Regions from separate parts of the Mus musculus genome. Here all the other regions are linked to region 4. A link is a loop called in an ENCODE intact Hi-C map of the cell type or tissue named here. Cell type or tissue: left cerebral cortex. All regions are shown on one strand. Each heading gives the region's core, and the rest is flanking DNA. Links, peaks and the distances in the headings are about the cores only.

Evidence for each region. A loop is a pair of places that touch in the nucleus more often than their neighbours do. Peaks named below come from ENCODE experiments on the same cell type or tissue, not always from the same donor. Only the 100,000 strongest peaks of a DNase experiment are listed, where the experiment ranks them.
Region 1: it touches region 4 in a loop (2.1-fold over the local background); 11 of 42 quality-filtered maps call a loop at or near these places.
Region 2: a loop joins it to region 4, with 4 times the contacts of the local background. A loop is called at or near these places in 22 of 42 quality-filtered maps.
Region 3: a loop joins it to region 4, with 2.6 times the contacts of the local background. A loop is called at or near these places in 12 of 42 quality-filtered maps.

Annotation. Positions count from the first base shown.
Region 1 is chr7:45,468,819-45,472,684 of GRCm38, reverse strand. No RefSeq gene overlaps it. Among named protein-coding and RNA genes, the nearest start is that of Bax, 3.9 kb to the right of the region's middle. In left cerebral cortex, for the core only: a CTCF peak has its summit at 1,629 (motif pointing left); a DNase peak (open chromatin) is centred at 1,617.
Region 2 is chr7:45,591,665-45,595,530 of GRCm38, reverse strand. Gm31479 (a long non-coding RNA gene) reads right to left here and starts at 335. Exons shown (of 5, transcript XR_882065.2): 1 at 1-335. In left cerebral cortex, for the core only: a CTCF peak has its summit at 2,183 (motif pointing right); a DNase peak (open chromatin) is centred at 2,212.
Region 3 is chr7:45,464,992-45,468,132 of GRCm38, reverse strand. Bax (BCL2-associated X protein) reads left to right here and starts at 1,235. Exons shown (of 6, transcript NM_007527.3): 1 at 1,235-1,391; 2 at 1,862-1,913; 3 at 2,010-2,156; 4 at 2,809-2,944. The coding sequence starts at 1,358. In left cerebral cortex, for the core only: a CTCF peak has its summit at 1,598; DNase peaks (open chromatin) are centred at 1,244 and 2,378; H3K4me3 peaks cover 1,848 bases; H3K27ac peaks cover 1,719 bases.
Region 4 is chr7:45,680,205-45,684,070 of GRCm38, reverse strand. The region is part of intron 3 of Sec1 (secretory blood group 1); the gene reads left to right. Ntn5 (netrin 5) reads right to left here and starts at 49. Exons shown (of 7, transcript NM_001358870.1): 1 at 1-49. In left cerebral cortex, for the core only: a CTCF peak has its summit at 1,146 (motif pointing right); a DNase peak (open chromatin) is centred at 1,161; H3K27ac peaks cover 581 bases.

The DNA.
Region 1 (3,866 bases), core at 611-3,110, 210 kb after region 4:
AATAACAAGCCACGTTACAGAACATAGATTTTTTTTTTTTAAAGATTCATTTATTTTATGTATGTGAGTACACTGTAGCTGTCTTCAGACACACCAGAAGAGGGCATCAGATCCCATTACAGATGGTTGTGAGCCACCATGTGGTTGCTGGGATTTGAACTCAGAACCTCTGGAAGAACAGTCAGTGCTCCTAACCACTGAGCCATCTCTCCAGCCCAGAACATAGATTAATATAAAAGTGTTAGTTTATGTTATAAGAGCTAGTTGGGAACCAGTAAGCTAAGGCCTGTAAAGCTTTTATAATTAATAAATGGTCTCTTTGTCATTATTTGGGAGCTGGCTGGCCTAGAAAGTCCTAACAGTTACAGACACTGCCCAGTGAGGGACTGGAAACCCCCTTAGAGTTTCCATACAACCCGTAGATTATGGGCAAAGTGGTGACCTCAAGGGCAACAAGCAGAGAGAAACTCCATAAGAGAGTCAAGTCCTCAGAGCATGGAGTCCTTGGGACCCTGCCTCTCCCAGGCACACCTGCGGTGATTACGCTAACCACTGGGCCATTTTCCATGAGTTCCAAAGTTGCTTCTTGTTCCCACACAGCCCCTGACATCTGGGCTCCTGAAAGTCATCTTGCCTTTGTTTTCTCTGTTAACCCCTAACCCTGTCTGTCCAGCCTCAGCCTCACCAGGCTGCTTCTTTGGAAAGAATGAATGAAAGAGCTTCCTGGTGCAAGGGTACCTGGGTGATGGGGAGCCAAGGGGAACCTCAGTCATACCATGCAACACTCCTCCTCACACAGGATTCTTGGGGAGAAACCCACAACGGCAGCTACCTCTGACCAGAACAGAGACAGCCCTGGGCTGGGCAGAGGGGCAGGCTTGGGTAGGGTCTTCAGAGCATGCACAGTGCACTAGTGGTGATGTACAGATTAGCCAGGATTATTGCTTGGCCATTAACCCTGAGTCATGGGGTAAAGATTTCCAAGTCCTTGGTTCGGGGACAGGTCAGAGGCAGGGTGATTTTCCACCGACCTGTTACCCTACTATGAGAGACCCAAAGTGGCCTTGAAGAAATCTGGAATACCTGGTGACTAATATTGCCAGGGTAGCTCCATCATGCTTGCTCTTTCCTTGAGCTTGCTTCCCTTGCTTGGGACTGATTAAGTCTGGGTGTGATGTTGGGTGATATGGTATCACACAACTTTAATCCCAGAGGCAGGTGGAGGTCTGCGCCAGCCTGGTCTACAGAGGAAGTCCCTGGACAGCCAGGGCCGCACAGAGAAACCCTGTCTCGTGTCTCAAAAAACAAACAAATTGTGGATGTGAGTGCTGGAGTTCACAGCCTGTGTGAGTGCCCACAGCAGAGCAAGTGTGTGGGTCACAGAGCCTAAACTACATTCTTCAATGTCCTCTCAACTGGCTGATGTCTCCTTATCAGGAAACAGAGATACTAAGTGTACTACATCCTGCTTGGAAGTGCTTCAATGGGATAGTTTCAGCTTTAACAAAAATACAGAACTTTGGGCTGGAAAGACATCTCGGCAGTTAAGAGCACTGGTTGTTCTAAAGAGAACATCAGTCTGGCTTACAGAGCTAACTTCAGTTGGAGAGAATCTGGCACCCTCTTCTGGTTTTGGTGGGCACTGCACTCGTGTACATATGTATTAACTAAAAATAAAACAGACCTTTAACTAAAACCACACCTTCCAATTCAGTGTTTTGCCTTTTAACTTCTATTATGGTGGCGAATAACCATTGTCCTGATGACAACTATACTTTGGATGTCATATCTTCCTCATGAGGCTCAATGCTAGCTCAGTCAAGGCATGAAAATGGGAAACTTGGGGCTGAGATGAAGGTCAGTTGGTAGAGTTCCTGCCTAGCACACAACTGAGCCCTGGGCCCAGTCCTCAGAACTTTATAAACTATGCATAAAGGTGTGTGCTAGCACTTGGGAGGTGGAGACCAGAGAATCAGAGACTCAAATTTGATCTGCGATGTCAGGATATCTAATTTCTTCTTGTTCCTTTTTTTGTGCACGACTACTTAATAAGCTGTGACCATCAGCAATCAACAACCCACCCTACCTCTCAGGCCTCAAGCATTTATAGACCCTCTTAAAAATCCCCACACGATCTAAAGGAGCCTCATACCCCATCCTTGAGATTAAAATGAAAACATATTCTTGAAATATTTCTGTGGGTTTTTTTGTTTTTTGTTTTGTTTGTTTGTTTGTTTGCTTTTTGGTTTTACGAGACCTGTGTAGACCTGGCTGTCCTGAAACTCACTCTGTAGACCAGGCTGGCCTCGAACTCAGAGATACGCCTGCCTCTGCTCCCCCCCCCACCCCACCCCCCCCAGTGCTGGGATTAAAGGCGTGTGCCACCACACCCGGCTTGTGTTTTTTTTTTTTTTAAGATTTATTTATTATTATATGTAAGTACACTGTTGCTGTCTTCAGACACACCAGAAAAGGGAGTCAGATCATGTTACAGATGGTTGTGAGCCACCATTTGGTTGCTGGGATTTGAACTCTGGACCTTCGGAAGAGCAGTCGGGTGCTCTTACCCACTGAGCCATCTCACCAGCCCCCGGCTTGTGTTTTTTAACGCAGCCAAAATTCCACAATTGTCACTACACGTGTACACACACCACAGAGAAGACAAGGATAGGGAGAAGGCTTACTTGGTAAAGTACAGGTCACACGTTTGAGAGCCAGGCTGGATTGCAATAATACATGCATAAAAACTAGGGCCTCTTTTGTGCTGTGATTTTTTTTTTTTAAAGATTTATTTATTTATTATATGTAAGTACACTGTAGCTGTCTTCAGACACCCCAGAAGAGGGAGTTAGATCTCGTTACGGATGGTTGTGAGCCACCATGTGGTTGCTGGGATTTGAACTCTGGACCTTCGGAAGAACAGTCGGGTGCTCTTACCCACTGAGCCATCTCACTAGCCCCCTGTGCTGTGATTTTTATCGTTGTTAATTAGATAAAGCCTAGAATCACCTAGGAAGAGTATCCTTTGGGGGAAGGGCAGGTTTTAGAGACCAGACTTCTCTGTGTAACAGCCTGGCTATCCTAGAACTCACAATGGAGACTGGTTTGGCCTTCAACTCACAGAGATCTGCCTGCCTCTGCCTCCCGAGTGCTGGAACTAAAGGTGTGCACCACCACACCTGGCTAGGAAAAGGGTATGAAGGGAAGAAAGTCTAGATTAGGTTGGCTTGTTTGTGGGAATTATCTTTGTTGATTGAAGCGCCAAGTCTCAGCCCACTGTGGGTGACTCCATTCCCTAGGCAGGGACTTCTGGACTATGTAGGAGTGGAGAAAGTAAACTCAGCATTGACCTGGATACATTCATTCACCACACTTTGCTGTTGACTATGGATGTGATGTGGCTAGGCCCTGCTGGTGTGACGTTCCTGCTCTGGCTGTCCTTGAACTCAGAGAGATGGTCCTGCATCTCCCTCCTGTGTGCTAGGTTTCAAACCATGCACCGCAATGCCCAGCTATGTTGATTGATTGATTTTCATGTGAAACACCTCTCAAGGCCCAGGGACATATCTGACTTCTGAGAAGACTTGAGTTTCAAAGGCAGCCACTGTCTCTAGTACATCAGCCAGGCATTAAAGGATACATTTGGAGATCACCATGTGTCAAGCAGTGTGCTAGTTTCTAGGGAATTGAGAACAAATGAATACAGTCTTCTTGGGAAACCAAGGTAGGTGAGAGCCACCAGCAATGAACGAAAACACTGCACACAAAATTAATTACAGTGCTGTGAAGCATAATAAAACCCAGTGGTTAAAAAAAGAGAAAAGAAAAGAAAAGAAAAGAAGAGAAAAGAAAGCCGGGTGTGGTGG
Region 2 (3,866 bases), core at 669-3,168, 89 kb after region 4:
ACTGTTTCTTCATGGCCCTGGCTGTGCTGGAATTCACTCTGTAGAACAGGATGGCCTCAAACTCACAGATTCGCCTACCTCCGCCTCCCGACAGTTAGGATTATAGGTGTGTCCCACTACACCCCAGGGGCTTGAATATGGTTGCCTCAGGGAGTGGTACTATTAGGACATGTGGCCTTGTTGGAGGAAATGTGAGACCCTTCTCCTTGCTGCCTGGAAGCCAGTTTTTTCCTGTTTGCGTTCAAACAAGATGCAGAAATCTTAGCTCCTATAGCAGTGTCTGCCTGGAAGCTGCCATGGTGATAATGAACTGAATCTCTGAACCTATAAGCCCAGCCCCAATTAAATGTTGACTTTTATAAGGATTGCCTTGGTCATGGTATCTCTTCCCAACAATGGAAACCCTAAGAAGCCCAGTTAATACAACTTTTATTAATTATTATATCTGTTGGTAGACATTTGAGTTATTTATGCATTTTATCTATTAACTGCTGTGTATTTTAACATACAATTTTTGGTCTGTTTTTAATTCTCTGTGGTGTATATTTGAGTGTGGGTGTATGCCTGTGCATGTATGTGTATGTGCGTGCGTGTGTGTGTGTGTGTGTGTGTGTGTGTGTGTGTGAGAGAGAGAGAGAGAGAGAGCACTTCAGTTGTCTGGGATCAAATTCACATCCTCACTTGGCAGCTAGTGACTGTACTTTCTGATATTAACAGTAAAAATATGCATAATGAGAAAAAATAGTGTCAGATGCCAGTAAGAGCCTAGCTGATCATTTTTCTTTAAAAAAAAAAAAAAAAACTTATTTATTTGCATTGATATGAGTACACTGTATCTGTCCTCGGATGCACCAGAAGAGGGCATAAGATCCCAATACAGATGGTTGTGAGCCAACATGTGGTTGCTGGGATTTGAACTCAGGACCTCTGGAAGAGTAGTCAGTGCTCTTAACGGCCGAGCCATCTCTCCAGCCCTAAAAGACTTTCTTTAAATGTTATATGTATGAGTGTTTTGCATCTGCATGCATATGCACCATGTGTGTGCTGTATGCACAGGAGGCCAGAAGAGGCCATGGGATCCTCTGGAACTAGATGATAGACAGTTGTGAGCTACCACACTGGGAACTGAACCTGCTTCGTCTGCTCAACAGCAGTGTTCTTAACTGCTGAGTCATCTCGCTAGCAACCTAGAATCCCTTAAAAAAGAACAGTAACTGAGCTAAAAGACAGCTCAGCAGATAAAGGTATCTCCACCAAGACTGACAATGGAAATTTTATGCCTAGGACCCACAGAGTAGGAAGAAATGATTTCCAACTGAAGTTGTCCTCTGACATCCACACTTTGTGACACGTGACAAAGAAATAATGATATTAAAAATTATCAAAAAGAATGAGGGAAGCTGCACATTAAAAATAAACAGTACTGGAGAGATAGCTCAGCAGTTAAGAGGTCATAGTTCAGTTCCCAGCACCCAAATGGTGGCTCACAGCTGCCTGTAACTCCAGTTTCAGTGGATTCTACATCCTATCTGGCCTCCTCAGGCACCTGCTTGCACACAGTGTACATGTACAAACTCATGCAGGCACAAACACATAAATATATCTTTAAAATTTTTTAACCTTTTTTTCCCAAAGATTTATTTACTTTATTTGTGTGAGTACACTGTTGCAGTCTTCAGACACACCAGAAGAGGGCATCATATTCCATTACAGATGGTTGTGAGACACCATGTAGTTGCTGGGAATTGAACTCAGAACCTCTGGAAGAGCAGTCAGTGCTCTTAACTGCTGGGCCATCTCTCTAGCCCCTGATCATTTTCTTTATCGTTGCTATTTTGAAACATGAACTCTACGTAGCCCAGAAAAGCTTTGAACTTCTGATCCTCCAGCCTCCACCACGTGCGGAGCCCTGGAATTTCAGTCATGGGATTACATACCTAAAGTTGCCCCAGACAGTCAGGGCTACACAGAGAAATCCTGTCTCAAAAAACAAAACAAAAACAAAAAGTTGTTTGCTGAAAAAAAAATCACTTAAAGTTATTCTTTCAACAATTCCTCATGTGGTCGTTATGCAGACCTTTTAATCATGAACACATTTGACAGTAGTTTTTGGAAGCTCAGTCTATAAACTATTCTTTCTTGTTGCCTTTCTTCCCAGCAGACGCTGTGCCCCATACTGGCCTCCAGGTGGCGCCAGGCAGCCGCTTCTGATCTGAGCGCTTCCCCAGGGCTCAATTACAGACTGACTGGTGTTTTAAATCTTTGGTTTGTGGCCACTGAGGTGACTCAGCAAGTAAAGGCTCCTGCTGTCAAACATGACAACCTCAGTTCCATCTCCTGAACCATACAGTAAAAGGAGAAACCCTTCTCTGAAAGCTGTCATCTGATCACGGCAAAAACAGGTGCACAATGGATAAATTAAGATAATAAATTAAGAAAAGCTTCGTTTTATTTCTGTATGTATGTGTGCATATGTGTGTAATATATATTTATATCTCTATACATACATATATGTGTGTGTTGTATACATACACACTTGCTCATGTATGAGGCCTGTCTGGATACATAAAACACTGATTTAAAAAAAAAAAAAAAAAGCATTGGACTGGACTGGAGAAATGGCTCAGCAGTGAAGAGCACCGACTAATTTTCCAGAGAACCCAGGTTCAGTTCCAAGCAATGATGAGACAGTCACAACTCCAATCCTAGAGACTCTAGTAGACTCCTGGCTTCCTTAGGCATCAGGCACACTCGTAGTGCAGACATTCAGACAGGCAAAACAGACATACACATAAAATAATAAAAGTTGGGGTTTTTTGTTTGTTTGTTTGTTTGTTTTTGTTATTTGAGACAGGGTTTCTCTGTATAGCCCTGGCTGCCCTGGAACTCACTCTGTAGACCAGGCTGGCCTCGAACTCAGAAATCTGCCTGCCTCTGCCTCCCAAGTGCTGGAATTAAAGGCGTGTGCCACCACGCCTGGCTAAAAGTTTTTTTTAAAGCATTGAGGACTCCTTGAAACACTCCTTTGTGTGGGATACATCTATGGATGCTTACTAAATCACAAATTAAAACACAAAATGAAGAAAATATCAATGCATTTAAAAATCAATATTTAACCCACTTCATGTTTACAGGGTCATCCATTTAACCAACCTTACTTGCTGCTATGACAAAATGAGTAACCTTCAAAACCCAAGTGTAAGAGCCAGGATGTGGCTCAGTTACTCGGGCCACAGGCCCTTTCTAGATCATAAGATAAGGGAGACGACCAGGCTCTGTGTAAAGAGTGAATGAGCTGCTTTTGAACCAACTATGAGCACAGGAAAGTTACAAAGAACCCAAGTGGCTTTTGTTGGGAACAAGCAAAAGAAGCGTCTCATTACCATTTCATTTTCAGACTCCATTTAGTCACAGAGAGGAACTAAATCCTGGGGGACCTGGGGACTTCCCAGAGCTGGGGACTTCCCAACAGCTGAACAGTTTCTGTTGTAAACAGCTGTCCCGATATCTCGGGGACAACTTCTCCATCTCTGACAGGATCGAACTAAGTTCACGTGCCCAGGCCTAGGACCAACTCCTACCCTGACTGATGGAAACTCCCCTGCTCAACTCCTTATGCTTAAACACACAGTGTCCCTTCAGAGCCATCGCTCGGCAACCAAGTCTGATTGATTACAATAAACTTCTACCATCTACATTGACCTGGTGTTTCAGTTATGATGGATTTATGGTTTTGTTTTTATGTATACAATGTTCTGCCTTGCCTAACATATAGGCCTGCAGGCCAGAAGGCACCAGATCTTATTCTAGATGCCTATGAACCACCATGTGGTTGCTGGGAATCGAACCCAGGACCTCTGGAAGAG
Region 3 (3,141 bases), core at 642-3,141, 220 kb after region 4:
AGGGCTGGGATTAAAAGCATACACAACCACCATCTGACTCTTTTTTCTTCTTCCTCCTCTTCTCCTTCCTCCTCCTCCTCTTCCTTTTGCTTGGCATCCTAGGCTGGCTTCAGATTCACAGCAATTCTTCATAGGTTTCCATGTTCTGGGGTTACAGGTATGGGCCACCATACCAGGGTCTCTTTGCAACTCCCATCTTCCTCCCGGTTTCTTGTTTTGATTAAGGATCTCAGTATCTAACTTAATTGACCTGTCACTTGCTATGTAGACTTGTGTTTTGTAAGGTATGAGTGAGGTATGGTGAGGTGAGAAGGGTACCTCAGAGGGCCCATCACTGAGAAATCCCTTCCTCCTGAAGTACCGGCCATGTAGTATGTAGCACCAGATGATGTAGTATGGAATAGAGTTTATTTAGGACATGGGAAGTAGAGTTGGGAAAGGAGGAGAGAGAGAGAAAGGAGGGGAGGAGAAGTAGTGGAGAGAGAAGAGGCCCTCCAGGAACACCTGGAAGGCGGGGAAGAGGAGAGAAGGAGAAACAGGGCAGGGAGAGAAGGGGCAGGAAGTAAGAGAATAAGACAAGTAAGTAAGTGAGCAGGAGAGCGAGGAGGGGGCAAACAGTCCTTATATAGTAGGCTAGGCATACCTGACTGTTGCCAGGTAACTATGGGGCGGAGCCTAGAAGGACTGCTTCTAGGATGTCTCAATTTCACAGGCATCTGCTTGCTTGTAGTTCCCAAGGCTGAAATTAAAGATGTTGTAGCCACCACGTACAGCCTGTTTTTGTGTTTTGAGATAGATTCTTACTTAATGGTGCAGCTTGGACTCAAACTATTTTATCCAGGTTTGCCTCGAACTCTTTAGCAATCTTCTTGCTTCACTCTATCAGAGGTATGGACCATCACTCTGGTCAACTGGTTTTTTTTTTTTTCTCCCCAGATTGGAGCAATCTCTTATAGTGCAGGTTGGTTTTGAGCTCGAGGCAATACTCCCGTCCTGCCTCAGCCTCTCAATGCTGGGATGACAAGCATATCCCAGGCAAGCTTTGAACTTGCGGCAATTCTGCTTTAACCTCCTTAGTGCTCTCTACCATGAATCTATGGGAAGAAGAAATAATGGGGGCGGGGGGGGAAACAACCAACTCTGGGCATCAGTTCGGATTAAGGTCGATCCGCGCATGCGTTCATTTAGTACCCGCGGCCCCGCCCCTGCAGCGAGCGATGATGATCACGTGACTAGTCCTGCGGGGCGGAGGCCATGTTGCGGGGCACCCACGTGAGGGCCGCACGTCCACGATCAGTCACGTGACCGTGGTGCGCCGCAGCCGCCGGGGCGCACCCGGCGAGAGGCAGCGGCAGTGATGGACGGGTCCGGGGAGCAGCTTGGGAGCGGCGGTGAGGCGGGAGGCGGAGGACTAGGCCCGGTCCAAGAACCCTAGGACCCCTCCGGCTTTGGGCTCGGGCGGGAGCAGGCTGGGGCGCGCGGATCCATTCCCACCGGCTCATCCGCACCCCGAGAGCGGACATCCGCGTGCGCGCCCCCGGGCAGGCCCGGGCTTGTCGCTGGCGCCACTTCCTGCTGGTGGCCTGGGATGGGACAGAAGGCCAGCGCCACCTCCTCCCACCCCCAGCTGGGGGTCTGTTTGCTTTTGGCATTCTGCTCTCTGGGTTTGCTGTGGAGCTGGGATGCAGGCCGGGTCCCGCCCCCTGTCCATCAGAAGCAGTAGCCAGGCCTTCCATGCTACTTGTCACTACTAGGGTCCCCAGCTCTGTCTCCCCTCAGGGTTATGAGCCTACCTATCCATCCCCCTGACTCTCCCTGGGACCCAGGAGTCCAGGCACCCCTTTCCTCCTCTCTCCCCCAGGGCCCACCAGCTCTGAACAGATCATGAAGACAGGGGCCTTTTTGCTACAGGGGTGAGTGCGATGCTACTAGTGTGGCGGGATGGGCTTTCAGAACACCGCTTGGTTCTCAACATTCTGCTCCTCTCCCCCCTTTCCATTCACATGTAGTTTCATCCAGGATCGAGCAGGGAGGATGGCTGGGGAGACACCTGAGCTGACCTTGGAGCAGCCGCCCCAGGATGCGTCCACCAAGAAGCTGAGCGAGTGTCTCCGGCGAATTGGAGATGAACTGGACAGCAATATGGAGCTGCAGAGGTGTGCTTCCTGGGACCTGGGGTCCGTCAAGGGGTCTCCTGCCGAACTGGGCACTGTTGTTCTTCTCCCAAGAGACTAGGTATCCTCCACTCAACTCAGATAGAATCCAGAGCTTGTTTACGTGGTGGGCCAGCCCCTTACCCTTGAGCCGCATCCCTTGCTTGGTGGGTGTCAGTCTCTTGCTCGTGGATGCTTGGCAGGTGCCATACCTCCAGCTGGTTATGGCGGGTTCTAGTAGGCGGTGCTCTGCTACCAGGCTGTGCTCACAGCCCCTCACTGGTGACTGCTAGGTGGAGCTCTCTACCTTTGAGCTTCTCACTTGTGGATGCTGTGCAAATGCTGGACCATGAAGCCGTGGGTCCAGCCCCTCACGGCTGAGCCATGACCCAGCTCTCCACGTGTAGATATTTAGGAAAACATGCTTTTGCTCAGTCAAGCCCCAGTCCACATTCCCCAGGACCCTGAATTTACAATTCAAGGTCCCACTTTCTTTGCTTTCTTAGGTGTACGTCTTGTCTCCTTCCCAGTCTGCTAGCCATAGTTTCAGCCTGGGCTGGTCCTTGTGTCCTTCTCTGTAGTCTGGGGGAAAATGTGGGAACTCCCATACTGGGCCCGACATCTCACCCAGCGTCTGTTTGCCCCTGTCCTGTAGGATGATTGCTGACGTGGACACGGACTCCCCCCGAGAGGTCTTCTTCCGGGTGGCAGCTGACATGTTTGCTGATGGCAACTTCAACTGGGGCCGCGTGGTTGCCCTCTTCTACTTTGCTAGCAAACTGGTGCTCAAGGTAGGCAGCCGGACGAGCCCAGAGGTGCACCCCGCTCAGGTCTGTGAGGACCAGGGAACAGAGAGAGATGGCTGTGTAATAAATGCCTGTACCTTCATTTAGTCATTCCACAAATGTATCGGCCCTAATGTGTGGTGGGCTATCTCCAGCACCTGAACTCTGCTCCAAACAGCGCAAGCTAGCCCTTCCTTGATGGC
Region 4 (3,866 bases), core at 191-2,690:
CAAGCCAGCCAGCCCCTCCCCATCCTGCATCCTCCTGCCCCAAGTGCGTTAACTCGGTGTTAAGGTCAGTTGCTTTCAAGCTCTAAAATTCCCAGCCTCAGATCAGCTGTAGGGGAAACCAGAGGCCAGTGCTACCTGCAAGGAGGGCAGCGGAGAAGACTTTCAGCCTGGCTGAACTTGGGGAGGAAAAGAAGGTAGCAAAAGCCAAAGGCAGCTCCCCCCTCCCCCCAGCCACTGGTGGATAAAGGCCCCAGGGCTTTTAGCCTGAAACACTTCCACAACTTGTTGTGTCTGAACATTTGAGTGTTGTGGTTTCTCTCTGAGCAAGATGAGAATATGTGTGGTTTGTTCCTGAGCACCCACCCCATTCATAGCTACTGTCTTGCCAGTGTGCAGAACTGGCCCAGGACAAGACTCAGGGACCTGGTGCCCTGGGAGTAAGAGATCCCTCTGTACTGCCGGGTGACCCTTGAGGCTGGGATCTTAGAGGAGCAGGGACAAGGACAAATGAGAGCTACAAGACCCACAGATGCAGGAGGACTAAGCTTTAAGAGAAGGCTCAGGCCAACGGATCCCACATCTGAGACCCATGTCCCCAGCAAGGGCTGTGTGAGCCATAGGGTGACACGTGGGACTTGTGGGTCCAGCAAGTCCTCCCCGGTTTGCCCCAGCCTTGGCACTGTCAGGCCACCTTCTAGACAGAAAGACGGGAAGCTGGTCTGTTCTGTAGACAATTGCGAATGGCTCGCTGTGGAGCAGGACAGATGGCTGTCAGACATCCAGAGAAGGTCTGGGTCTGCTGCAGGATCCTGCCTGCCTAGCGTGGTAAGTCCCTACGCTGTCTCCAGAGGGAGTTCTCCTCCTCACTTTGCTCTGGGTGCCTGAGCTGGCTGGGGGACCCCCAGAAAGCATCAGCTGTGGGGAAGCCAAGCCCACCCAGGAAGTGGCTGGTCCTTAATTCAGAGGTGCTATGGAGCTCCCCAAGTATCGAGACCCTAACCCTCACAGGGTCAAGCCTCGGGAGAGCTCAGGCCTGTTTGCTCTCCACAGTAGAGGGTCTCTGTCTGCAGCCTCAGGCAAAGGAGGTGGGTAGCACAGCCTCTCCACTGAGTCTTCCAGGCCTTGCTGTGGAACAGCCTCCAGAGGGCGCTCTCGGCATAGCCGGATGAAGGCTGGGCGTCACCTCAAGATGGCAGCAACAGAGCACTTCCCAAAGCTGCTGCCTTTACCAGGAAGTGTTCCGAGATCCACTCCCTCTCCCAAAGCCATCTTGAGCCCTTTCTCTTCTCTGCCCAGGTTCTCTGGCCCAGCTCTGCTCCCTGGTGCTCTGGCTGGGCTGGGCGATCCACTTCGAGTTGGCTAGAGAGCCAGGAGAAAGAAAATGACTGCAATGAGAAAAGAAGGAGCTGGGGTGGGGGAGGATGGGTTTGCTTTGCGGGCAAGTGAGGCAGTGTAGTGCTGGCGAGCATTGTATTTCTGTGAGACTTGGTGTGTGTGCTGTGCTGTGTCCTGTGGTCAGAGCTGCCTGACCTTTCTGGGAACCCAAGTTAAACTCCAAGAATGTTCTGACTTCCAGAAATGGTTAATAATAAAGTAAGGCCCTGGGATACAGGAGCTGAGGGGGCCTGCCTAATACTGAGGCTTGGACAGAGAATAAGCAGGAGAGAGCAGATATCAGTATGGTGCAGCAGACACCTGAAGACTTTGTGGGGCCCTGAGAGAGCTGGAGTCTGGATACATAAAGAGAGGAAGCGGTTGTTTGCCTTATCCTTAGGGTGGTGCGTTAGTCTTTTTTCTGCTGCTGTGATAAACATCAGGACCAAAAGCAACCTAGGGAGGAAAGGGTTTGTTTCAGTCTGAAGTTTACAGTCCATCATAAATGGAAGTCAGAACAGGAGTTCACGGCAGGAATTTGGAGGCAGGGACTGAAGCGAAGACCATGGAGCAGTGCTGTTTAGTGGTTTGCTGTCTGTGGTTTGCTCTTCTATAACCTAGGGTCACCTGCCCAGAGGTGACACTGCCCATGGTGAGGTTGGACCTCCCATAATAATTAATCAGGAAAATGCCCCCATAACTCCCCTACAGGCTATCTGATGAAGGTGTTTTCTCAGTCAGAAAGGTCCCTGGTAACTTATGTCATGTTGATGAGAAAAGCTACCCAGCATAGATGAGTTGTGCATATCAGAGTCCACACAAGCCCAGCAGTGCCAAGGCAGAGCCTGCAGGTTAAAACCGTGGTCTCCTCAGTGAGGGCCCACACTGCATGGTGCCCACCACAGCCAGTCAGTAGCAAAGGAAAGCAGATGGAGAAATGGGACTCTAACACCTGCTGCTGCTTCCTGAAACCAGCCACATTTGACCCAGCAGTGCCACCCCAGAGAGGTGCTCAAGGGAACCAAAAAGCATCCACATCGTGAGCTATGACAGCATTGTCCATCACAGGCAGGAAATGAAGGTAACCCATACAAACTCACATAGTGACAGGCCAAGGACAAGCAGGAGTCGCCAGGCCGGATGATGTACCCTTCCACATACTAACTACGTGGCTCAGCAAGTCACGGAGACAAGACCAGCTTAGCTAAGTAAGGTAGCAGAGGGGACACAGCCAGGGCTGTGGACAAACAGTCTTTGGGATGAAGCAGGTATTAGTCAGCTCTGAGCACACCAGAGGCCACACTAGTGGAACTAGGAGAACACTGACACGGGTGGATTCTTAGATATGCAAATTCTATTCCAGTGAAGTGATTACCAGGAAACAGGTTGAACACAGACCTACACGTAAAGGCCAAACTGATAAGGCCTACCTCTTATTATAGAGTGTTTCAGAAACAGGAAGTTGGCACTGCCCACCCCCCGAGTCCTGGCCCAGAAGCAGGTGCTTGTCTCACTTGCTATATTTGACTGCTCTTGGCAGGCACAGGTCTACCCAGAGCTGCAGAGTCAGGAGCTCTGGGCAGACTGAATCTGTTATAACACAGACAATGAGAGAATGCAATGCTCATGGGTACTATGGCCAGTCTCATCTTACAAAAGAAGAAACTGAGGCACACAGACTGAGCTGAACAATGAACCTGAGCCCATAGGAAGCAAAATCACATGGCAAGTCTGGTCTGTGTAAGCACAGCCTGTTCCAGCCTCTGTAATGCACAAGTGGAGAGTTCTCTTTTGTTCTCCCATGTTCACTAGCACCTGGGGTGTAGCAGAAGCAATCGTTCCTTGTGGGCTGGGCATGATGGGAGGATATTAGAAGTGCAGCCACTGGTGTGGGTATACTGCAGGCCCACAGTGGCGCACGCCTTTAATCCCAGCACTCGGGAGGCAGAGGCAGGCAGATTTCTGAGTTCAAGGCCAGCCTGGTCTACAGAGTGAGTTCCAGGACAGCCAGGGCTACACAGAGAAACCCTGTCTCGAAAAACCAAAAAAAAGAAAGAAAGAAATAAAAGAAAAAAGAAACAGCTCGAGCAAAGTAACTGTGCCGCTGCTGAGACAAGAGGTCTGAGGATGGGTGTGAGCGCCCTGCACCCAGCGTGTCCTGCTAGTTTCTCTGGTTTTGTTTGTGTTTTCTCGAGACAGGGTTTCTCTGGCCATCCTAGAACTCTCTCTGACTGGCCTCAAACTCACAGAGATCCACCTATTTCTGCCTCCCGAGTGCTGGTATTAAAGGCGCAGGCCACCACTGCCCGGCCCCTGTTAGTTTCTCTATTTAAAGGAGCCTCTTACAAAGCCTCCCCGATGTGGGAAATCTCTATGATTATTAGTCTTGCCCTTTGAAGCCATTACAAAGTAAGGTAAGGGTTACTGGAGCATAGCGCTGCAAACCTCCTCAGAGGGAAAGTCAGCTTTCAGGAACTGATTGTCCCCTGCCA